Linked DNA regions of Homo sapiens: region 1 is linked to region 2. A link is an interaction called in ENCODE POLR2A ChIA-PET data of the cell type or tissue named here. Cell type or tissue: GM12878. All regions are shown on one strand. Links, peaks and the distances in the headings refer to the core of each region. The heading gives the core; the rest is flanking DNA. Region 1 overlaps TXK (TXK tyrosine kinase). Region 2 overlaps NIPAL1 (NIPA like domain containing 1).

Evidence for each region. ChIA-PET counts read pairs that join two places held together with the same protein. Peaks named below come from ENCODE experiments on the same cell type or tissue, not always from the same donor. Only the 100,000 strongest peaks of a DNase experiment are listed, where the experiment ranks them.
Region 1: POLR2A ChIA-PET joins it to region 2 with 6 read pairs; 1 of 35 experiments calls an interaction of 5 or more read pairs at or near these places.

What each region holds. Positions count from the first base shown.
Region 1 is chr4:48,097,723-48,110,315 of GRCh38, reverse strand. TXK (TXK tyrosine kinase) reads left to right here. Exons shown (of 15, transcript NM_003328.3): 6 at 5,361-5,415. It also overlaps the pseudogene RNU6-838P and the pseudogene LOC124900886. Among named protein-coding and RNA genes, the nearest start is that of TXK, 30 kb to the left of the region's middle. In GM12878, for the core only: no CTCF peak of the experiment used is centred there; a DNase peak (open chromatin) is centred at 6,644.
Region 2 is chr4:48,040,008-48,052,600 of GRCh38, reverse strand. NIPAL1 (NIPA like domain containing 1) reads right to left here. Exons shown (of 6, transcript NM_207330.3): 6 at 12,428-12,593. Among named protein-coding and RNA genes, the nearest start is that of NIPAL1, 30 kb to the right of the region's middle. RefSeq lists an enhancer at 4,769-4,968. In GM12878, for the core only: no CTCF peak of the experiment used is centred there; a DNase peak (open chromatin) is centred at 5,100; H3K4me3 peaks cover 1,573 bases; H3K27ac peaks cover 6,144 bases.

The DNA.
Region 1 (12,593 bases), core at 2,204-10,203, 59 kb before region 2:
ACAGCCTGAACCCAAACACTCATCTGGCACTTATTTTACTATATATCTTAACTGGAAAATTTACTTTAAAAAATGACATTAAATTTTCAATGAGTGGTAAACTTAACCATATAGATAAAGTACTATATTTTGGCTTATGTTTTTATATGTTTTAGAAATAGCTGACGATAAGAACTAGGCTAATGCTGTAGTTTGGAAGAACTGTTTGGCATGTTCACTAGAGTTCCGCCTGAAATCTATTTTTGTTACAATTACAGATTTGGAAGATGGAGGAAATCTTAGCAATCACTTTTTTAGCCCCTCATTTTGCAGATGAGAAGACTGATAGATTACAGGTAGAGAACGGCCTGAGACTAGTCATATGTTTTTTATAAATTTAGATTTTCAGTTTGAGCATCTCCCCCTACCTTCATCCCACTTGGGCACTTATCTTAAAATTAGCATATGCTTCCACCAGGTGGCAGTAGGTAATATGCATTGAGGCATTAAGACAAGTGCTTCTCTGAGAACCAGGCAGCAAATACAATTGAATGAGAGAACCTCCTTGGTTGGTCTTGCTACTAATAAAGCCCACCTGGAGGCCTAACTCAGTACATCTCTCCTAAAACAAATTCGAATTCAAAAGCTTTGGTGGATAATGTAGACTTTATTGGAGGAGAGAAGGAGATGACTTCAGGACACATGACTCATCTACATTACTCTATGAGATTTCTCCAGTAGCTATTTCTGTTCTCTCTCCAGTCACTCTCCTCAGCTCCATCATAGGATCTCTTCTCTCTTTTCCCACCTTCACTTGGCCTCCTGTCTCTATTGGAGCCATTTAGCCCTTCCCGAGATTCTAATCTCCAGTAAATCAAAGTTCTCAGGTGACTGAACCCACCTTCCTTAGAAAACAGTTCCAAAGTGCTCACTTCGGCAGAGCATATACTAAAATTGGAATGATACAGAGAAGATTAGCATGGCAATTTTTAAAAATTGAAAACAAAAGAGGCCAGGCATGGTGGTTCATGCCTGTAACCGTAGCACTTTGGGAGACTGAGGTGGGAGAATTGCTTGAGCTCAGGAGTTCAAGACCATCCTGGGCAACATGGTGAGACCCTATCTCTATAAAAAAAGGACAGAAAAAAAAAAAAAGCAGTTCCACAGCTATCTACTCAAGAGCATGTCCTCATGAGGTCTCACTGCTATCCTGAGCTGAAGCTGACCAACAAAAACAGGCCTCTTGCAAAGCCAGGTCAGAGATTTTGTATGTATTTACAGATATTATATGAAAATCTCTTGCTCAGAAAAATTAGAAAAATGAGACTTTTTTTCATATAATTTGGATTTTACAAGCGATTAAAGGAGACATTTGTGAAAGTAGCTAACACAGTGCCTGGTGGTTAGTGAATGGACACTCACTACCTAGGAATGTTACTTTCCACCCTTTCATTATTCATTAATTTGCTCATTGATTACCCTGTTTAGACAAGGCCTAGGCTCTGGCTATAACAGCCTGTTTATACTGTGGATGTTGGATCATCTGAATTAAACTACTCTGGGGCTACAACTGCTACCTCATTTCCTTGGGCCTTGATTTATATATGTGTTTTTTTAAAAAATCATCCTTTTTAAAATGACTCCAATTATGAGAAAACTCATTTTTCATTTTATTGCTGTTTTTAAAAACAGCTTTATTAATATGTAGATAAAATAGCTATCATTATTGATCACTGAAATTTATTGATCACTATGTGCCAAGCACTGTTCTAATGACTGTACGAAAGTTACTGCCCTAGGTTGAAGTACTAGAGCATGTGTATAGAAATGGGAACAACCTGGGTCCAAATCCTGGCATCAGCACTGACTAGTGCTTTGGTTCTGGGCAGAGTTACCTAATGTCTCTAAACTTCTGAATGATCTGAAAAGCAGAGAAAATAGTATCTATTCTATCTGTTACATAATACATGTTCAATACATTCTAGTGATTATTATTATTTCATGAACTATGAAACTAACAGGAAAAACATTTACAGTTTGGGCTACCATGCCTGGTATTTACAGGCATTCAACACTCCTTCGTTACTTCAGTCCTCAAATCACCTTATTTGTTCCATCTGTATTTATTGTACACTTACGATGTACCAGATATAACAACCTGAAATATACAGTTATGGAACTTACAGTTCTTGGGGAAAAACAGACATTAAACAACCCTAAGTCCACAAATAAATGTACAATTTTATTTATTTATTTATTTATTTTTGAGACAGAGTCTCGCTCTGTCACCCAGGCTGGAGTGCAGTGTCGTGATCTCGGCTCACTGCAAGCTCTGCCTCCTGGGTTCACGCCATTCTCCTGCCTCAGCCTCCTGAGTAGCTGGGACTACAGGCGCCCGCCACCACGCCCGGTTTTTTTTTTTTTTTTTTTTTTTTTTAAGTAGAGACAGAGTTTCACGGTGTTAGCCAGGATGGTCTCAATCTCCTAACCCCGTGATCCGCCCGCCTCTACCTCCCAAAGTGCTGGGATTACAGGCGTGAGCCACCGCGCCCGGCCCATAAATGTACAATTTTAAATCGTAGTGTTATGATACACTGGAGCCTGGGGCGGGGGTTGGGGCGAGGGCGGCAAGGGGAGGGAGAGCATCAGGAAGAAGAGCTAATGGATGCTGGGCTTAATCCTAGGCGATGAGTTGATCTGTGCAGCAAACCACTGTGGCACACATCTACCTATGTAACAAACCTGAATATCCTGTACATGTACCCCGGAACTTAAAATAAAAGTTGAAGAAAAAAAATAAAATAAACTGTAGTGTTTTGAAGGAACAGTATTGGACGCTGTGGAAGAAAACAGGGCAGGGGATGTAATTCAGATGGGGGATGTTGGGTTGGCTCTGAGGAAGTGACTTGAGGTCTAAAGGTGGTAGCAGGTAGTGTGTGTTTTGGGGGGAGGGTGGGGTATGGTGGAAGGAATGCTGTGTCAATGTGGAGTTCTGATATTTCAGAGGAACCTTTGTGCATAGAAAGATTTATGGCTACTTTAAATGAATATCCGAATTATCAATATTACAATGGAAAAACCTAGTTTTCAGAAAGTCCTCAAATTCAACTTATAAAATTTGGTATACTATATATAAATCTAAAGAAGTAAGAACAATCAGCTTAATTCAAACTCAACATACTAGATATCCTTAAACAATCAGTCCTATTTATAAGCTCAGTTAATTAAATTTTTGGAAACTTTTAATTTGCATTAATAAACTGAATAAATTCAGTTTTCTTCCAAAGTACTTCACATGCCTGACAGGGCAAATTTACAATTGTAATAAGCCCTATGCAAGTCTTTAAATGATCCTGGAAATCTAATAAACTAAACTTATAAATGTGGGAAATCAAGTTCTTTTAACTGTACAAATATCATTTTAAAAACAAGTCAAATTATCTTCAACTTCGGATAACAAGTTTAAAATTAATTATGCCTTTTAAATCAGAGGCAAATATCTAATATGCCAGATTCTCTTAAAATAATAGATATTTTAAATACCAAACATATTGATTATTCCTGAACTTTACAGAAGCATGAGTTTCATTTATCTCATTATCTGTACACGGAATCCTTAATCTTCTCACAGTTAGAAAGTCATTTACTAAGAGAAGCAGATTTACATTCTCAGATCTAATGGGGTTTCTAGATCAAAAATTCAAGAACACAATACTGTTTACTTATAGAAATCTAAGATTGGGACATGAGACCAGAGGTGTTCACATAACATACAGGATGTTTCTACTCACCCATAGCTGGACGTGCTGGATTTAAAAAAAAATGTTCATAGGATTCCTGTCCCTAACTCCTTCATACACATCATTTGGTCTTAGTTGTAATCAATGTTGTCTAGGTCTAAGAGTTGTCTAAGAGTTACAGTTTTACTTACATATTAAAAAAAAAAAACCCTTCTAACTTTTATAATCTGATTTAAATAGATGAAATTCTGAAATACTGTGCTCTTGCCTCCTCTAAGTTCCATTCGTTCAATCTCTTTCCTGCCTGATAGAATTCTGAATTATTTTAAAAGATCTTGAATTTGTCACATACTTCTATCTGGCAATATTAGATTAAGTTTAAAACCTTCTTAAAAATCTTGTTTTTGAGTGCTTGCTTCGGCAGCACATATACTAAAAATTGGAACAATACAGAGAAGATTAGCATGTTCCCTGTGCAAGGATGACACACAAATTCATGAAGCATTAAAATTTTTTTAAAGTCTTGTTTTGAAATGAAAGCCTTTCAGTTTTCCTTTCTCTCTCTTTTGTTCTACCATTTTTTCTTTCTCCTTCCTGTACAACATTTGCTTACTGACTAGGTATTACCATATCAAACTGTATGTTTAGCTTACAGTATTAGTTAATTATGTTTACTGTGTGTACTTCTGATATTCTAAAGTCATTTAACTACATGTTTCATGCAGAGAAAAACAGCATGATTGGGGGCAGAAAAGGGGTTGGTGAATCTGAGGAAGGAAATAATTCCAATGAGACTGAAGCTTAGTGAGTGAGGGGAGACTCAGGAGAGAGATGAGGCGGGAGAGGGTGTTAGAGGCAAGTTCATGTATTGGTTGTTCCATGTATTCTGTTTTTTGATTTTTTAAAAATTTTATATTAGATCTAGAGGGTACACATGCAAGTTTTTTTTTATCAACAGTATATTGTGTAATGGTGGGTATTGGGTTTCTGGTGTACCCATCACCCAAATAGTGAACATTTTATCCAATAAGTCATTTTCCAACTCTCACCCCCACTTCCATCCTCCCTGCTTTGGGAGTTCCCAGTGTCCATTATTTCCATCTCTATGGCTATGTGTTCCCCCTGTTATCTCCCACTTGTAAGTGAGAACATCTACTAACTACTGACTATACTATGACGTAATATACTTAGGAGTGTCAGAAAAGTAAGAATGGGCTTTAATTTTTGGAAGGGGTAACAAAGCACCTATAAAAACATGTAAATAGGAAGTTTCTGAGAGGAAAGACAGAAATGAGTATTTTTTCAGTTTGTCTGCCAAAACTCAGTGTTTGTTCAAGATGATTTACCACATACCTTTCATGGAAATTTATAAGAAGTTAAATCATTCATAATGATATACTAAGTGTATATTGGAAGCTGAATTGAGATATGATAGAATAAACTAGATATTGATTTGAAAATAAAATTATTTTAAACTTAATTAACCCACAATAGTATATTATTGTTTATCTGAATTTAAAAAAACACTCAACTTTCTAAGCTCAGTTCTGAAGTAAGTTCTTAAAAATGAAGAAAATGAAGCACTTTTTTCTTAAAAAAATTGAATATAAAATTTAAAAATCATTTTTATTGCTTTTACAGGTGGTACCATAGAAACATTACCAGAAATCAGGCAGAACATCTATTGAGACAAGAGGTAATTCAATGTATTTGTGGACATTTTCAAAATCTCTGAGAAGTACTTATAAAGACTTTAACCAACTAAAAAAGTATATTATTTCTTGTCTTTTCTAGTTCTAAAATATCATTACATCCCAACTATATATTTTATGTGAAGTTGTAAATCAGATATATTTGTATTAGATCATGTTTTCCATCAACTTTCATTATAATTTCAGAAATACGTTTCTCCTGAAAGGCTTTCAGCTCCAACATAGGCAGACTCCTGCATTCACTCCAAGGTGCATTCTGCCAATGGACTCTCTCTCTCTCTCTCTCTCTATATATATATATAATATATATATTATATATATATATTATATATTATATATATAAAATATATATAATATATAATATTATATATTATATATATAATATATAATATTATATATTATATATATAATATATAATATTATATATTATATATATTATATATAATATTATATATTATATATATTATATATAATATTATATATTATATATATTATATATAATATTATATATTATATATATTATATATTATATTATATATTATATATATTATATATTATATTATATATTATATATATTATATATTATATTATATATTATATATATTATATATTATATTATATATTATATATATAAAATATATATTATATATAATATAATATATAATATATATATATATATTTTGAGACATGCTCTCGCTCTGTCACCCAGGCTGAAGTGCAGTGGCTCGATCACAGCTGACTGAAGTCTTGACCTCCTGGGCTTAAAGCTATCCTCCCACCTCAGCCCTCTGAGTAGCTGGGACTACAGGTATGCCACCATGCCTGGCTAGTTTCTTTGTATTTTTTATAGAGACAGGGTTTTGCCATGCTGCCCAACTGGTCTTGAACTACTGAGCTCAAGTGATCAGCCCGGCTTGGCCTCCCAAAGTGCTGAGATTACAGGTGTGAGCCACCACGCCCAGTCTGGAGTCCTGTATTTGAGTTGCTCATTATAACCTTTGCATCAAAGGCAGTCAAGTATAAACTTGATCCTCAGGAACTTAGGTTAGACTCATTAAAAACACAAACAAAGAAAAATACATGCTGCTGCAGTTTCTTTGTTCTTTGGAAACAAAGGAAAGAGTAGAATAGCCAAAATATGAAACTGAGATCAAAACTGCTCATTTAGGTCAAACCAACACAAAGCTGCCTATAGTTTAAATTTCCAACTGTCAGTAAACATTAACTGTGGGTAAAAGTAGAGTCAGAACTAGAAACTAGGTAAGAGTATGTGTGTCATTTTGCTCTGCTGTTGGATATTGAGGAAATCTAGAAATGCGAATGAGAAATAATCAGTTCTGTAACTCAAAACTCAATGCCAGTAATGGCTCAGGGTACAATGAAGACCTACTTCATAGCAGGGGCTATAGGCAGAGAATGAGGGACACAGGCCCATCCTCAGGTGACCACGGATGGAGGTTGGACAGGCCTCACTTGCTTGGAGGAAACTGAGTGTGGCAGAAAATATGCTATTTTCCTGGTATGGTCACAGCAAATGGCCTTTTGTAAGGTGACATTAATAGGTCCAACACGGAGAAAAAAAATTTTATGACAGGTGGGCAGAACGAGAGAAGGAAAGTCCCAGAGGAGGTCCACAGTTATCACACTGGTCACAGGTAATATGGCCCAAATCACTGGGCTGTGCAGATTCAGTATAAGAGCTTCTGCATCTGACAAGAAGCCAGACAAGGCAAGGGTCTTATCTCTTTTCAGAGACTTGAACAGGGAATTATACGCACAGGCCCGCAACCCAGATATGGCAAATATTAAAACTTGGCCATGACATTTTAAAAATAAATAAAACATTACAGATACAGTTGAAGCCCACCCCCTTCATCTTTTTGGTCCTCTCTCATTCCCTAGAGGCAATCGCGGTAGAAGGGTATGTTCCTGTTTTGTCCATGTGTTTGTATTTTGATCATATATGCAGGCACATAAACAACCTATAACATTATTTTATTTATTTTACCATTTGACAGAAAGGAGATCATATGTATGTTGATTTTTTAGTTAAACATTATGTTTTCAAAGTACCGTTATGGGTACATATACTATAGATCAAATACATTCCTTTAACTGTGTATTAGCATATTTCATATGACTATATAAAATTGTATTCAATGTGGATAAACATTCAAAATGTTTCTGATTTGTTACTGTTACAAACAGTGCTGCAATGAATTTTCTTATAAATGTCATCTTGTACACAAGGGCGAGATGGAATTATGTGGTCACAGGGTATGTGCAGATTTAACATTATTAGATATTTTCAAAACATGATTCAAAACGGTTATACTAATTTACGCTCTTGTGGTGAATGAGATAAACTGGTTTCCAACATTCTTGCCAGCAGGTGGCAAGTAGTTTCACAGTTTTTTTTCAATTCATTGGGTGAGAAATTGTATACCTTCTCAAACATTTTCTTGATTACCAGTGCAACTGAGTTACTTTTGAAGTGTCTGTAGGCCAGTTGAGCTTACTCTTCAGTGACATGCCTGTCAATATTTTTTGTCCATTTTTCTATAGTGCTTGCCTTTTAAACTTGTAAGTCTATATTTAAAAAATACAGCTGGGGGTGGTGGCTTAAGCCTGTAATCCCAGCACTTCGGGAGGCCGAGGCGGGTGGATCACTTGAGGTCAGGAGTTTGAGACCAGACTGGCCAACATGATGAAACCCCGTCTCTCCTGAAAATACAAAAATTAGCCAGGCATGGTGGCGGGCGCCTCTAATCCCAGCTACTCAGGAGGCTGAGGCAGGAGAATCGCTTGAACCTGGGAGGTGGAGATTGCAGTGAGCCAAGATCATGCCACTGCACTCCAGCCTGGGTGACAGAGCGAGACTCCATCTCAAAAAAATAAATTAAAAAAATAAAAAATAAAAAAAGTAATATTTTGAATACCGATCTTTTCTGTCAGTTATATGTTGTAAATATATTCTGGTTTCTGGCTTTTAGGAGAACTTTATATTGTTTTCTTGCATAGAATTTAAAAAGGTTAATGTGGTCACATTTCTCAAATTTTCCTTTATTATCTGTGCTTTTTTTTTTTCTTAGTATAAGAAATTTTTCTTCCTCTTGAAGTAGTTAATGGATTTCTATCCTCTTTTAAATGTATTAAGGATTTGCTTTCCACATCTGGGTCTTTATCAGAAATGAGTGTGTATGTGTATATAAAGCATGGGATATTTAAAATATACATATTTTTTCTATGTATCTTAAAAATGTTTTTCTAATTTATATATTTTCTAATTTTTATTTTAAAAATACACCTGGATTAAATCCTACTTGTCATAAGGCATTTAAAATACATATTCTGGTTTGGGTTTCCTTATATTTTATTCAGCATTTATCCTGTTGTGTTCAAAAGGGACCCTGGCTTATAATTTTCTGTTCTCTTTGGTTTTAGTATAAAGGTTACATTAACATCATAAAATGAGTTAAGGGATGGGGCTTTGTCTGTCTTTCCAATCTCTGGAATAGTTTATATTGGTTGGTTAGCTACTATAACTGTCTTGTAACAGTCCAGATATGCTGCTTTTGCAAACAGGTAGATACATGACTACTGATTGAATTTCCTTTTCTTTTTGAAATGTTTGATAATTTATATTTACCTAGAGAATTGCCTATTTTAAATTTATTTTCAAATTTATTGCACAAACAATTCATGGCAATATCCTATAATTTTTATTTATTTCATATTTCAATAGTGAGTATGTTCACGTGGTTCAAAATCGAAAGATTTTGGAAAGTTTTCTTCCATCTTGTCTGCAAGCCACCAATTTCCCTACCCACAGAAAAACTACTATTAGTTTATTTTGTGTCCTTTCCAAGATATTTAATACATACACAAGTAAGTTCAAATATATTTTCTTGTTGTTACTTTTACACAAACGATAGCATACTATATACATTTTTATATATATATTTTTTTACATAAGGATATATATTTAGAATCTTTCCACATCAGTACACAAAACATGTCCTCCTTCATTTTATACCTGCATAGTGTTCTTTAGTTTGAGTATATCACAATTTTTAAAACCAATTCTTCATTATGAAAATTAAATAGTATACATTTCTTTTGCTGTTGAAACAATGCTACCATCCATAACCTATACACATATCTTTTCCCATTTATATGGGTTTGTAGGATAAATCCTCAAAGGTGCAAATTCTGGGTCAAATGAAATATACATTTCTAATTTTAACAGGTATTGAAATGTCCTCAGTAGGAGTTGTATCAATTTATATGCCTACCAGAAATGTAAGCGAGTCTGTTTTCCCATAACCTTTTCAGACAGCACTTTATAGAAAACATCTGGATCTTTGCTCTCTGACACCTCATCTCAGTGTGGATTTAATTTGCATTTCCTGTATTCTGGGAATGCTAAGCATTTTTTATATGCTAAATTTTATATGTCTGTATTTCCTTTTCTGTGAACTCTGTTCATATCCTTTGCATAGTTTTCTATTGGGTTTTTGATGTTTTTCTCAGAATTTGTAGGACCTATGAAGCTATATTAAGGAAATCAGCCCTTTGTGACATGTGGCATTATTTCCTGCAGTTTTTCTATTGTCTTATGGCCTTTTGGCCTGAAGACTATTAAAATTCTCATGTTTCTTGATCGCTTTAGTGGTTTTATTTTATGCATTTTTTTTTTTTTTTTTTTTTTTTGAGATGGAGTCTCTTTCTGTCGCCCAGGCGGGAGTGCTGTGGCGCGATCTCCGCTCACTGCAAGCTCCGCCTTCCGGGTTCACGCCATTCTCCTGCCTCAGCCTCCCGAGTAGCTGGGACTACAGGCGCCCGCCACTGCGCCCGGCTAATTTTTTGTATTTTTAGTAGAGACGGGGTTTCACCGTGGTCTCGATCTCCTGACCTCGTGATCCGCCCGCCTCGGCCTCCCAAAGTGCTGGGATTACAGGCGTGAGCCACCGCGCCCGGCCTATTTTACGCATTTTTATCTTTGATCCATTTGTAATTTTTCCTGATGTAAGGAGTGAGATATGGATCTGACTTTATTGTTTTCTGGATGGTTACCAAACATCCACCTTTCTGCACTGATTTGAGATACCACTGTCATAATAAACAAAATCCCTATTTTGGACTATATCTGGGCTTTCTACTTGGTTTTACTGATCAGTCCTCATAGAGGACTACTACACTGTTTTAAGTACAGAGGCTGTCTCTAGTGTGGCTAGCCTCCCTCATTATTCTTTTTCAGAAATATTCTGAATGTATTAATATATATTTTTTGTCCATATAAGCTTCAGAATCACCTTGTCTCATTTTAAAAAATCTTCCTGTTGGTTGGTTGCATTAAATGTACAGATTAATTTGGGAAAAAAATTTTCAGGCATTACAAATCAATGAGGTTTGGGGATCCATTTGTTCTAGAACCCATATATTGATATTCATATAGAAAAAAATTAAAATTAAATTCATGGCTCTTGGAAAAATAACCATAGGTATATTAAACACCTAATGAGAAAAGCAAACATTTTTGTATTCTTCAGGAGCATTTTAGAGTTTTCTTTGTACAACTTTTGCACATTTATTTTTAAGTTTATCTTAAAGTATTTCATCTTTTGTGTTGGTGTCATAAATGAGTGTATCTTGTTTTTACTTATGAAGCTTTTTATTTCTGTGAATTAATTTTGTAACTGATAATTTTGGTGAATTCTCATGTTTTATGTAGTAGGTTTTCAGTTGATTCTCTTGGGCTTCCAGTATACAATCAGCAGCCAACAGTGATGATTTCAGCTCCTCTTTTATAATTTTAATATAGTACTTTTAATTTTTGCCTCTCACTTAGTTGAATTGGCTAGTGTCTCCAGAACAGTATGAAATGCCAGTGATGATAGTTAGTGGGCATTATTTCTTTTTTCCCATTTTTTTTTTGTTTGTATGTTTGTTTTTTGACAGTCTTGCTCTGTTGCCCAAACTGGAGGGCAGTGGCGCAATCTCAGCTCACTGCAGCCTCTGCCTCCCGGGTTCAAGCAATTCTCGTGCCTCAGTCACCCAAGAAGCTGGGATTACAGGCATTTTCAGTAGAGGCAGAGTTTTGCTATGTTGGCCAGGTTGGTCTCGAACTCCTGGCCTCAAGTGATCTGCCTGCCTCGGTCTCCCAAAGTGCTGGGATTACAGGCATGAGCCACTGCGTCCGGCCCTTTTTCAGATTTTATTTGGAATGATTTCCACATATAGCACGATGCTGGATTTGAGACTAAAGTGAGTAAGTGCTATTGTGTTAAGGAAGTACACACGCATTCCTATTTTATTGAGAATTTTTAAAAATTGATACTAGAAGTTGAAATTTGTCAAATGGCTTTTCAACATCTCTAGGGATGTTCGTGTGGTTTTTCTCCTTAGCGCTGCTATATATGTTGGTGCAAAAGTAACTGTGGTTTTAATAGAAAAAAACACAATTACTTTTGCACAAACCTAATAATATGATAAATTATGTTAATAAAATCCCAAATACTGAATTATTCTTACATTCATCATGCAATTCTTCTTGGTCATGGTATATCATTCGTTTGTGCCATGGGATTTATTTCTTAACATTTTATTTAGAATTTTTACATTGATAAGACTGGTCAGTAGTTTTCTCTTTTGTGCACAGTTCTGGCGGTGCTGTTGATTATTGATATTAAGCTCATTTTTTACATACAAACTGAAAAGTTTTTCTTCTTTTCATGTCATGTGCTGTGGCATAGTTTCATCTCTATACCATTTTTTTCTTTAAGGTTCGGTACATTGTAATGTGTGACTATAGTACTGTTTAAATGTGGGAGCTTTTGGCCGGGCGTGGTGGCTCATGCCTGTAATCCCAGCACTTTGGGAGGCCGAGGCGGGCGGATCGCAAGGTGAGGAGATCGAGACCATCCTGGCTAACACGGTGAAACCCCGTCTCTACTAAAAATACAAAAAATTAGCTGGGCGTGGTGACGGGCGCCTGTAGTCCCAGCTACTCGGGAGGCTGAGGCAGGAGAATGGCGTGAACCCAGGAGGCAGAGCTTGCAGTGAGCCGAGATGGCGCCACTGCACTCCAGCCCGGGCAACAGCGCGAGACCCCGTCTCAAAAAAAAAAAAAAAAATGTGGTAGCTTTTGGCTGGGTGCAGT
Region 2 (12,593 bases), core at 3,606-11,605:
GTGGAGAAATAGGAACACTTTTACACTGTTGGTGGGACTGTAAACTAGTTCAACCATTGTGGAAGTCAGTGTGGCGATTCCTCAGGGATCTAGAACTAGAAATACCATTTGACCCAGCCATCCCATTACTGGGTATATACCCAAATGACTATAAATCATGCTGCTATAAAGACACATGCACACGTATGTTTATTGCGGCATTATTCACAATAGCAAAGACTTGGAACCAACCCAAATGTCCAACAATGATAGACTGGATTAAGAAAATGTGGCACATATACACCATGGAATACTATGCAGCCATAAAAAATGATGAGTTCATGTCCTTTGTAGGGACATGGATGAGATTGGAAACCATCATTCTCAGTAAACTATCGCAAGAACAAAAAACCAAACACCGCATATTCTCACTCATAGGTGGGAATTGAACAATGAGATCACATGGACACAGGAAGGGGAATATCACACTCTGGGGATTGTGGTGGGGTCGGGGGAGGGGGGAGAGATAGCATTGGGAGATATACCTAATGCTAGATGACACGTTAGTGGGTACAGCGCACCAGCATGGCACATGTATACATATGTAACTAACCTGCACAATGTACACATGTACCCTAAAACTTAAAGTATAATAATAAAAAAAAAACATTATTCCAGCTAGGCATGGTGGTACACGTCTGTAGTCCCAGCTATTCAGGAGGCTGAGATAGGAGGATCACTTGTGCCCAGAAGGTCAAGGCTGCAGTGAACTGTTTGTGCCATAGCACTCCAGCTGGGGCAACAGAGCAATAACCTGTCTCAAAAAAAGGAAAAAAAACAGAAAAATTATTCCAAGAAGGAGTATAAAGCCTTCCCTAGACTTCTAAAGAGATCTGTAGCATAAAAAAAGATTCAAAACTCTTCTGTATCCAGTAGGATTTCTGAATCTGGAGGGATATATGCTGGGCCACACACAACCAATCAGCCACTTACTGTTGGCTACAAAGCGACCCATGAGGATTTAATTTTGGCCAGTCCAGCAAGCTGATTCCCTGATGTGCATATCCAGCCAAGCCTTTTTCACCCCACATATTGTCGGGACTGGTGCTTGGTTCTGGTTTGCATGTCCCCTTTACTACTGGCCTTGAACCCTCTATGGTGGGATCCAAGACGTGATGAGTGAAGAGCCTCAACTGCCCCCATGTTTGGCAGCAGAGAGAGAGAAGCTGTCTCCAACCACCCCCTCCAATTGGCCTGGGGTTCATCTTCAGATGGGCACTTGAGCCTCTCTTTTCCTCTGGAGCCACACCCCAGCTAGTTGAAGGGAGACAAAGTGGGTGAATCATACCTCTCTGGAGGCAGGGTAGCTCCATGCCACTTTCAAAACAAGACAAAACAAAATCCAATTTGAACTGGCATTTTTGGTTATTACTACCAGGCAGGGTGTGCTACTGGCATCTAGTGAGTAGAGACCAGTGATGTTGCTAAACATCCTACAAAGAGCACATACCCCCACAACAAAGAATTATCCAGCTCAAAATGTTAACAGTTCTAAGGCTAAAAGGGGTATCATTAGACCCTGTGACTGTGAAGTCCAGGGGTACAGACATTCACCCTGTTATCATCCTTCCAGCTCCATTTCTCATGTCTCAGGCTGCCTCCTCTTCCACCCCTCCCAGATGAAAAGTGGATGTTGTGGTCACATACCTTAACTTGACATACTATACTATCCAGAGGGAGAGAACGTCTCTATCCCAGCATTTCCACCAGAGTCCTGAGGTTCTCTCTGACTGGATCAGATCCACACGCCCTCCAGGAACAAATCTCTGTAGCTAGGGATATGGAATGCTTTGACTGGTTTGGACTTGGGCACATGTTTCCTCAAGAGCCACAGCTGAAATCCATTTACCTTGAAAATAGAAAATGAGAGCCATTCAGAGGGTCTGGAAAGGGGAGTGATAAATGCTGGAATGATAATCAACAAATACCAAATGCTCGTCTTTTCCCAATTCCCCTCTTGCTTTCTGGCCATTTTCCATGCAGTCCATCATCTTATCTTATCTTTTCTTTTCTTCTTTATTTTTTTTTCTTTTCTTTTCTTTTTCTTTCTTTCTTTCTTTTTTTTTTTTCAGACAAGGTCTCACTCTGTTGCCCAGGCTGGAGTGCAGTGGTGTGATCTTGGCAACCTCTGCCTCCTGGGTTCAAGTGATTCTCCTACCTCAGCCTCCAGAGTAGCTGGGATTATAGGCGTGTGCCACCACACCCAGCTAACTTTTGTATTTTTTGGTAGAGACGGGGGTTTCACTGTGTTGGCCAGGCTGGTCTCGAACTCCTGGCCTCAAGTGATCTGCCTGCCTTGGCCTCCCAATGTGTGGGAATTGCAGGTGTGACCCACTGCACCTGGCCCCACCATCTTCTCTAGTAACAAACTGGAATGCTTCAGCTATGACCTTTGTTTTTCTAATGCAAATTAGCTCAAACATGATGAGTAAGTTGGGAGAATGTTGTCAATATTTAGTGCCGGTTGGCCAGGTTCTGTTTTCTCTAGTACTTTAACATTTTGAAGTGATCTGGGGGCAAATTTTCTCAAAATTAGACAGCCTTAACAATATATGAAAATCTTAAGAAAAAGCTGACAATCCTATGCAGGTACCTTCCTTGAGTGCAAGCAGTGGTGGATTTGGTGGCTTCCACCTCATGGAGCTGTCTGGGAAAGCTGAAGATGAAGTTGAAGAATCTGCTTGGATTGGAGCAATGTGCTCGGCTTCCTCTCTGTACCTGGATCTACAACCTCACTGAGCTCACCTCCTGCTACTCTCCCATTCATCCATGCGGCCCCTGGCCTTCCTGCTGCCCGCTGCACATGCCAGCCAGTCCCTTTCATCTCAGGGCCTTTGCACCTGCTGCTGTTCCCTTTGCTGGCAATGTTTCTGGATACATGTCTCACTTCCCCATCTCCTCCAGGTCGTTGCTCAACTGTCGCCCTCTCCTTGAAGCTTTCTCTGACCACCTCCGATTAAAATCGCAACCCCACGTGGGCATTCCCTGTCTCCCTTCTCTGTATCATTGTTCTCTATAGCTCTTAACATTATATAACAAATCATACACATTTTTTTTTTACCTATTTCTTTGGTCTACTGTCTGTCTTTTATCCCCACTCTCTTTCAACTGTAACATTTGTGAGGGCAGGTATTTTTGTCTGTTGCATTCACTGTTGCATCTCTAGGTCCTAGGACAGGGCCTGGCATAGAGCTGAGCTAAGTAAGTATTAATGGCATGACCCAGTTAAATAAAAGTAGTGGGATCACCCAGAAGCTTCATTTTCCAGAGATGTGAGATCCAATCTGGTAGGCAGCCTCCTCTCGGGATTCTGGGCCAACCCATTGCATTTCTATAGAGCAATGGGCTGTTTTTTCATCTAGTTCCACGTGACAACCTCAGCTGGTCATTGTCCTTCTTCTTTTTGGTATAGATCTTACTTTTTTCAGAACAATTTGGGTTTACACACAACTTTCTGTATCTCCCTTTCTCTGTTTAAATAGACAAAGAAAAATACACTATGTTAGGGACTAATATCAGATTGATAGAAAAAAAAGACACCTGAATACATCTATGGAGAAATACAAATCCATATTTTATAAACAGATAAATACTTTGGGCTGGGCGCGGTGGCTCATACCTGCAATCCTAGCACTTTGGGAGGCCAAGGCGGGTGGATCACCTGAGGTCAGGAGTTCAAGACCAGCCTGGCCAACGTGGTGAAACCCCATCACTACTAAAAATACAAAAATTAACCAGGCGTGGTGGCAGGCGCCTGCAATCCCAGCTACTCAGGAGGCTGAGGCAGGAGAATCACTTGAACCTGAGGGGCGGGGGCTGCAGTGAGCCTAGATCATGCCACTTCACTCCAGCCTGGGTGAAAGAGCGAGACTCCATCTCAAATAATAATAATAAGAAGAAGAAGAAGAAGAAGAAGAATACTTCATAGAAGAAGCAGATTATCCTTACGTCTACAGCAGGAATGGAAGTTTCCTCACACTACTGTTAGATGTACAGACAAGCTGTAGCTCTTTTATTTTGCCTGTAACTTCTGTAGATTTCCTCATGTGTCCCTACTGGCTGGGTAGGGCTGGCGAAACTTGATTGATTTTAACCCTATAACTTTAGCTTAGTGCAATGATGAAAATATTCTCATTCAGTAAAATGGATAGGCTCTCAGGTCTTGCTTCTCCTTTTCTGTTTCTGCCCAACACAGCATCTGAGTAGAGCAGGGAAAGGGGGAACTTTATCTAGGAGTGACATTCAACATAATTAACTGATTTGACACAGACACAGACCCACTGGAGTGGATGCTAACAGCTAGCAATTAGTAGCCCTTCCAATGCAGACTGTGACTCTCAGCCCTGGCAAGGTGACCTCACAGCGGTGAAGTGAAGGGGAAGGGCTGTTTGTATTGGAGCAGTGTCTCTTGGCACCTCTGATCTCCACAACATTTCTTATCATCCTAGTTGCTGCTTATCCAGCTAGCTTTTGCAGGTGGAGCTGGTGACTGGTGTGGACTGGTCTTTCCTGACTTGGCTAGGGCACAGGAGTTCTCCCTGGCTGATTTGACCTCACCCCAGCTCTTGCTGGCACTGCAGGCTTATGGTGTAAGTTTAGACTCTGCCACAGTCTTCATTGGCCCCTCAGCCTGGGCTGCAGGTCACCTTGCTCTTGAAGGGTGAGTGCCATGTCATTTCTTTGGGAAATGATTCAACTCAGCTGCTTCCAGAGGACCATCTTGAGCACATGTGGGAGCTTCTGGGTCCTGTCCATACCACACAGGGACTGAGAATAGCTCAAAAAGCTAAAACTTTACAATTTTGCACTCCTGCCTCTACCCTCACTCCCCTGCTTAATCATGCTGTGCTGCAGAGTTTGTCCATGGCTGCTTTCCAGACAGTTCGTGGGGCAATTCCCTCCAGGAATCTGAACACAAGGCAGAATGCAAGCCTCCCTGCCCTTGCCAGTACCCTCTACCTGGCCCTCCTGCCCCTGCAGTATCTTTAACCCCTCTAATATCACTCTCCCTCTTCTGCCCGCAAACCACTGGGCTGGAGAATGTGAGTGTTTCACTTCCTCTTCCTGGTGTGGTTTTCACACACTAGAATGATCTGACAGCTTTTCAAAAATACCATTGCCCGTGTCTTACCTTCTCATCCTCCTTCATCTCCCCAGTTCTGATTTAACTGCTCTTGGGGGACCCAGGCATTGGTAGTTTTAAAACCAAGCACCCCAAGTGATTCCAATGGGCAGCCAGGGTTGAGCGTCGCTGTTCTAGGGCAGTTGTTATTAAACGTCCCTGCCTATTAAAATCTTGTGGGAGCTTTAAAAAATCCTGATGCCCAGGCTGCACCCCAGGCCAATTGAATCAAAATATCTAGGGAAGTCATTGGTATTTTTAAAGGGTCCTTGGGCTATTCCAATGGCAAATGTGAAAACTAGGGTCCTTCTAAGCCAGTTCTTCTCAAACTTTAATGCACTAATACATACAGTCACCTGGGGACCTGGTTAAAATGTAGATTCTGATTCAGGAGGTCTGTGGTGGAGCTTTAGATTTTGAATTTATAACAAGCTCTCAGATAATGACACAGGTGCTGGTCCTTGGACCATATCATTCTTCCCAGGGTGGCATTTGTCCCCCAACTCCCTTAACTAACAGGATTTCAGGAAGAGGAAAACTAGCTTGCGGGTAAATAGAAGACTTTCAAAAGGATTATACCCATAATATATGGCAACAGACAGCTTCCCAGTGGACACTGGGTTTATATTCCAAAAGTCACCTACAACTCTCTATTCTTCATGTTTTGGAAGGCTAAAATACTCAATTTTGAGGGCCCTCTCATAGCAAGCATACCACATGAGAAAGTTCCATGTAGTGAGATATAGCTAGAAGTGCCTGGGGAGGACTTCCTTTCCCAAATACAAAGCCCAGGTCTTAATAGAAGGAAAAAATTTTTTGTGTCTTCCTGCTTGGAATATGGCTTTGGGACCTGGAAGTAGAGCACCCATCTGTGACTCTGAGGAAACGGGCATGAAGATGAAGTCCTGGAGACAGGGTTGCCAAATAAAATATGAGACAACTGGTAAATTTGAATTTCAGATAAATAATGAATCATTTTTTAGTGTATGTGTTGTGGTCACCCTCTATATTGTCATCAACCCCAGAAATGGATGAACCCCTTACCCCAAATTTGGTTCAAAGATTGGGATTATTGATGCCATACCCCAAGAGGATATGAAAAGGTTTATGACTCAAATAATGAGGCTTTCTGAGGAGCACAGGGCAGGCTCCCAAGCAGGTCTGAAAATAGGTTGAGCAAGTGGGGAGGGCAGGCTGCCTTGGGGTTTTATGAAAGGGCTGAGGCCGGTGTGGTTTGAACTTCCAGCTGGCACGGAGGAAGGGAATTACTTTGACTTTCTTATCGTCTTGTCCAGGTGTAGGGAAGAAGGGGCAGGGGTGTGCTGGGGCTTGCAAGTTGTCAGCAAATATGGAAAACAAAGTCAGACTCTTTATTACCATAACTATGTTACAAATATTTTATGGGACATGCTTATACTAAATTTTTTCCATTCTTTATCTGAAATTCAGGTTTAACTGGATGTCCTAACCTGTGTTTTTATTTGCTAAATCTGGCAGCTCCACCTATGAAGTAGAAAAATAGAAGCCTGGTCCCTCCTAGTGATCTTCAGATGCTGCACTGATTCTGAGTTGCCCACTTCCAGACTTGTTATATGAGACAAGGCATTGGTGGTTTTAAAACCAAGCACCCCAGAAATCAGAGTGCTTTATTTAAGTCTTAAGAAATAGGACTTAAGTCTTATTCCTAAATGTTGCATTTCTGCTGACTCTTCTGATGGCAGCTAGTGGGCTATCCAATTCCACTTAGAAATCTTTATCAAGCCCTTAATTATACTGATGACTCTAATAGGAATGGCTATTGTGGATGCCAAGGACAGCACTCAAATGCAGCTTTGCTGCTTCCTAGCTTCCTAAGCTCTTCACCAACTTGTGCCTCCTCTTCTGTAAAATGGGCATGATAACCCATATTTCACAGAGTTGTTAGAATTAAATAAGATTGTGTGTATGAGATACTTAGAACAGTCTCAGTACTTGATAAGTCTTAGCTAATATGTACTTATTTATTTGAATTAGTTGAATTGCTTGCAGTAAAAATGTTATGGACTGAATGTGTCCCTTGTTTCACCCAACCAAATCCATTATATTGAGATCCTAAGCTCTAATTCGATGGTATTTAAGATGGGGCCTTTGGGAGGTGATTAGGATCAGATGAGGTCCTGAGGGTGGAAACTTCTTGATGGGATTAGTGCCCTGATAAGAAGAGATGTCAGAGGCTGTGCACAGTGTCTCACACCTGTAATCCCAGTACTTTGGGAGGCCGAGGTGGGTGGATCATGAGGTCAAGAGACTGAGACCAACCTAGCCAACGTGGTGAAACCCCATCTCTACTAAATGTACAAAAATTAGCTGGGTGTGATGGCGCAAGCCTGTAGTCCCAGCTACTCAGGAGGCTGAGGCAGGAGAATTGCTTGAACCCAGGAGGTGGAGGTTGCAGTGAGCTGAGATCACGCCACTGCACTCTGGCCTGGCGACAGAGTGAGACTCCGTCTCAAAAAAAAAAAAAAAAAAAGATGCCAGAGAGCTTGCTCTAGTCTCCTTCCCAGCTCCCCCACAGCAATAAGGCGGCTATCTGCAAGCCAAGAAGAGAGCCTCACCAGAACGGAAACTTGCAGGTGCCTAATCTTGGACTTCTAGCCCCCAGTGCTGTGGGAAATTTCTGTTGTTTAAGCTACCTAGTTTATGGTATTGTGTTAATGGCAGCTCAAGCTGACTAACGTAAAGATATTCTATGTCAATTTTCATGTAAATATCTTAGGTATGTTATTAATAACATTGTTGAATTCGCTATGTTTTTCAAGAAAGTATAACTATCATTGTTGGGGGAGGGTGGGAGCAGATTATGTACCTTATTTCAGAGATGGTCAAAATCTAAGAAATTGAGAACAACCACAACCACAGAATGTGTATATCATTATTTCAGCACTTTTTTTGAAAGGAACTCTGAAATTGGGATGTGACTTCTAATAGGCGAGGTCTTAGATTAGATCTGTGGTTTTCAACCCTAGTTGCATATTCAAATCATCTGGGGAGATTTTAACAAATATTGTTATCTTGATCCTACCCTCAGATGTTCTATTTAATTGGTCTGAGGTGGGGCCCAGGCATGAATCAGACAGACCTAAGGAATAGGTAAGTTAATTAATTAATTTGTTTGTTTGCTTGAGACAGAGTCTCACTCTGTCACCCAGGCTGGAGTGCAGTGGTGCAATCTTGGCTCACTGCAACCTCTGCCTCCCGGGTTCAAGTGATTCTCCTGCCTCAGCCTCCCAAGTAGCTGGGATTAAAGGCGCCTGCCACTATGCCCGGCTAATTTTTGTATTTTTAGTAGAGACAGGGTTTCGCCATGTTGGCCAGGCTGGTCTCGAACTCCTGACCTCAGGTGATCTGCCTGAGTAGATCTCCCAAAGTGCTGAGATTATAGGCATGAGCCACCGCCCCAACAGGAATAGGTAATTTTAAAGTAGATTTTAAAACCCTCTGCAGGTGAAGGTAAATGTATAGCCAGGGCCAAAAACATTAGATTAGATAAAATACTTTATGTACAAATGTTTACTCTGGGTTGAGGCTTCTTGTGAGGTTTATTAAAAAGTGGATCACAGGGAGAAAGATTCCCCTCAATGCTGATGACTAACAGCTTTTCAACAGGCTATCGCTGGTTAACTTCACATGTTTTAGCTAGTTTCCCTGCTAGTTCACTGATGGACAAGGGTTAAAAGCAGTTGTGTCAGCCACCAGAATAGCTATGGATCAAAGCTAAGTAGAGCACAGGGAATACAACGCTATGTAACAGAGAGCCAGAAACCCATCAGGGAGCTTGTGGCTTCTCCTTACTTGATTTCAATAGTACCAGGACTCTGGAACAAAATACTAGAGGTGCTGAGAAACTGGTGGAATTCTACACTATGTATCTCATCAGGAGGCTGTGCTATATGCAGAATTCCATGAAACCTTAGCAAAGAGCCAGAGATTCAAGTATTTCAAAAGGGGATTTTTTATTGTGTGGAGTCTGCTGGTTGATTAGAGAAATGACAATCAGGTGAGTATATTTCTGACTAAAGGCAGTGATATCTGGTCTGTTTGGTAATGAAATTGAGCATGTTTCTGCTTAGCTACATATTTTGCCTCTCGCCCTTTATATTCTCATTCATGATGATGAAGTCACCTTTCAGAGACACCAGACACATACATGTGTTTGATGGCAGTGTTTATTCTTCACTCTGTTGGACTGTGAATTGTTTAGATATTGTGAAAGTAGATCACATGTTTACATTGCAGGTATCTCCTTTCTCCAGCCCCTGCTATCCCACGCTGAACAGCAAAACAAAGAGTAACACTTTCTCTAGTTTGACTAGTTCCTCCAAGCTTTTCACTTTTCCTTTTTTGCTGCAGGTTAATCTTCAATCAGCAGATCTCCCCGTAAGAAGTGAAACTGTTTTGTGTAACCTGAATTGCATTGAATTCCTTAGGTCTGTCTGATTCTAAACCAGTTTGATTCTCACAGTGAGAAATCAACATGGCACTGATGGTGGTCCTTTTTGTCCAGATAAACTTGATCCAGTCTGTTTCAGTATTGGCTGAAAAGACCAAATCACTGCGTTATTTAAATTCATGCCCTGAGATCCTGAAAGTGGAGTCTCAAAACTGATAGAAAGCCTTGCCTTTTAAAAATGTGCATGCGAGATTACTCAGAAGGAATTAAGTTCTAGCAAGCTAACAATGGTAAACAAAGCCTCATTTCATTCTTCCCATAAAAATTTGTTTTCTTTTTCTTCCAAGTCTTGCCCATTCTAACCCAGCTTTACAGTTCCATGGTCAAGGAGAGGAGATATTTCTTTTATTGAAATACATTTTATTGAAAACTCTTGGTAATACGATGAAACATTAGCGTGAACACAAAGGCAAAAGCAAATTAAGCGACAAAGAGGCCTTTTGAGCTGAAGGGCTGAAACCGCCATTGCAGAATATAGCTAAGAGGATTGTTGCAGTGAAAGATGTCTGACTTAACTGACTCCATCTTGCTTCCAACCTCCAAGCTGTCCTTGTTCATTCCTGGGCGTAGGCTGAACTGACTTTGGGAGGAACTTAGTTTATAGTTTAACTTTGAAACAAAAACGTTAACAGCCCTTTCCCAAAACAAATTCCTTCTTGCCTGTGGAATAGACTGCCTTTGTAGGACTAATGAATTCACCACAAAATTATAAATTATGGTTTACGAGTCATGTAGCTGGATGCTACAAAATTCTGACCCTTCCCAAATTGCTCCTGGGGATAACATCACTATTATAAAACCTAAGATCAGTACTTGAGATATTTTGTAGAACCTGCACCTTATGGATCAGCTGGCACCACCCAGGTGGATAAACTGGCTCATCGCATCTTGTGGCCCCCACCCAGGAACTGACTTGGCTCAAGACAGCTTCTACTCCTTATGATTTCATTGCCAACCCAGCCAACCAACACTCCTGACTCACTGGCCCCCCACCCACCAAATTTTCCTTAAAAACTCTGATCCCCGAATACTTGGGGAGACTGATTTGAGTAATAATGAAACTCCTGTCTCTGCACTAGCCAGCTCTGCATGAATAACTGTCTCCACTGCAATTTCCCTGTCTTGATAAATTGACTCTGTCTAGTCAGTGGGGCAAGGTTGAACCCATTGGGCAGTTAGAAGGCTATTTTGCCCATTCCTGAAACAATCTGTGTTATTGGCCTTGAGCTATGGGGCGTGCTTGAGTTTATTTTCTGAATGTTTGCGAGGCACAATTAACTCAGGGAGGAGCCATATGTCATTACCCAGTACCCATTCTAGAGGTAATGTAGAGGTTTTCTCTCTCTCTCTCTCTCTCTTTTTTTTGGTTTCTTTTGTTTTTTGGAGAATGGAGTTTCACTCTTGTTGCCCAGGCTGGAGTACAATGGCACAATTTCGGCTCACCGCAACCACCGCTTCCCGGGTTCAAGCAATTCTCCTGCCTCAGCATCCCAAGTAGCTGGGATTACAGGCACGTGCCACCACACCCGGCTAATTTTTGTATTTTTAGTAGAGACAGGGTTTTGTCATCTTGGCCATGATGAAACCTCCAGGCTGGACGAAACTCACCTGAGCTCCTGACCTCAGGTGATCCGCCCGCCTCATCCTCCCAAAGTGCTGGGATTATAGGTGTGAGCCTCTGGGCCCAGCCTCTTCTGCTTGATTTTTTAAAGACAGGATCTTGCCCAGGCTGGAGTGCAGTGGCATGATTATAGCTCACTGCAGCCTACAATTCCTGGACTTGAGGGAATCTCCTACTTCTGTTTCCTAAGTAGTTGGAACTACAGGGACATGCTACCACACTTGGCTAATGTTTTTAAAAATTTTTATAGAGACGAGGTCTAGTTTTATGGCCCAGCCTTGCTCAAACTCCTGGCCTCTAGCTATCCTCCCACCTTGGCCTCCCAAAGTGCTGGGATTATAGGCTTGAGGCACTGCACCCAGCCCCTAGATAATTTTTTGAATTTTTATGAATTTAAAACAATTGAGGGTGTTGTTCTCAAACAGGAATTCAAACCAAAACAGAAAATTTATAACATGATGTGGCTAATCCATGAAGCAAAGCTGTAGTTCCACAGAGCTAGAAGAAAACTCACTGAGGGTTTATAAAGCATGGTACCAAATATATTTATACTAGTTATTGTTCTGAGGGGAGATTTTATTATTGACAGCTTTGAGCTTTTGTTCAATTTGAAGGATAAGAGTTTCTTCTGTTCAGGTGCTTTTGTTTAAGCTGTTACATGGGAGATGGTCTTGCAGAGAGCCTTCTAAAAACAAATTTCAATTTCAAGGGAAACAAAATAGCAACATTAACATCAGTGCAGTTTTTTTTTTTTTTTGAAACACTGAAACATTTATTTTGTGAGATGAGTCAGAGCCTCCCTCTGTTGCCCAGGCTGGAGTGCAGTGGCATGATCTCAGCTCACTGCAACCTCTGCCTCCCAGGTTCAAGCAATTCTGCCTCAGCCTCCCAAGTAGCTGGGATTACAGGCGCGTGCCACCATACCCAGCTAATTTTTTATATTTTTGGTAGAGACAGGGTTTCACCTTGTTGGCCAGGCTGGTCTCGAACTCCTGACCTCAAGTGATCTGCCCGCCTCGACCTCCCAAAGTGCTGACATTACAGGCATGAGCCACCGGCCCAGCCTGAAACTTTCCTTTTAATCTCAAAACAAAATGGGAATAGTTTTGCCATTACATATGCTTAACATTTATAAACTAAAAACTGAACTCAAAAGCATAATTAAATAACATTTTATTGCAAATGAAAAATATACAAACATTTAAGATTTATAAACTTTCTAAAATCAACAGTAAAAACACTTGCAAAATATAAGGCTTCATGAACAGTTTATTCAAAATATTTGAGAACATTTCATATATTCATATATTTTTCCACAAAGC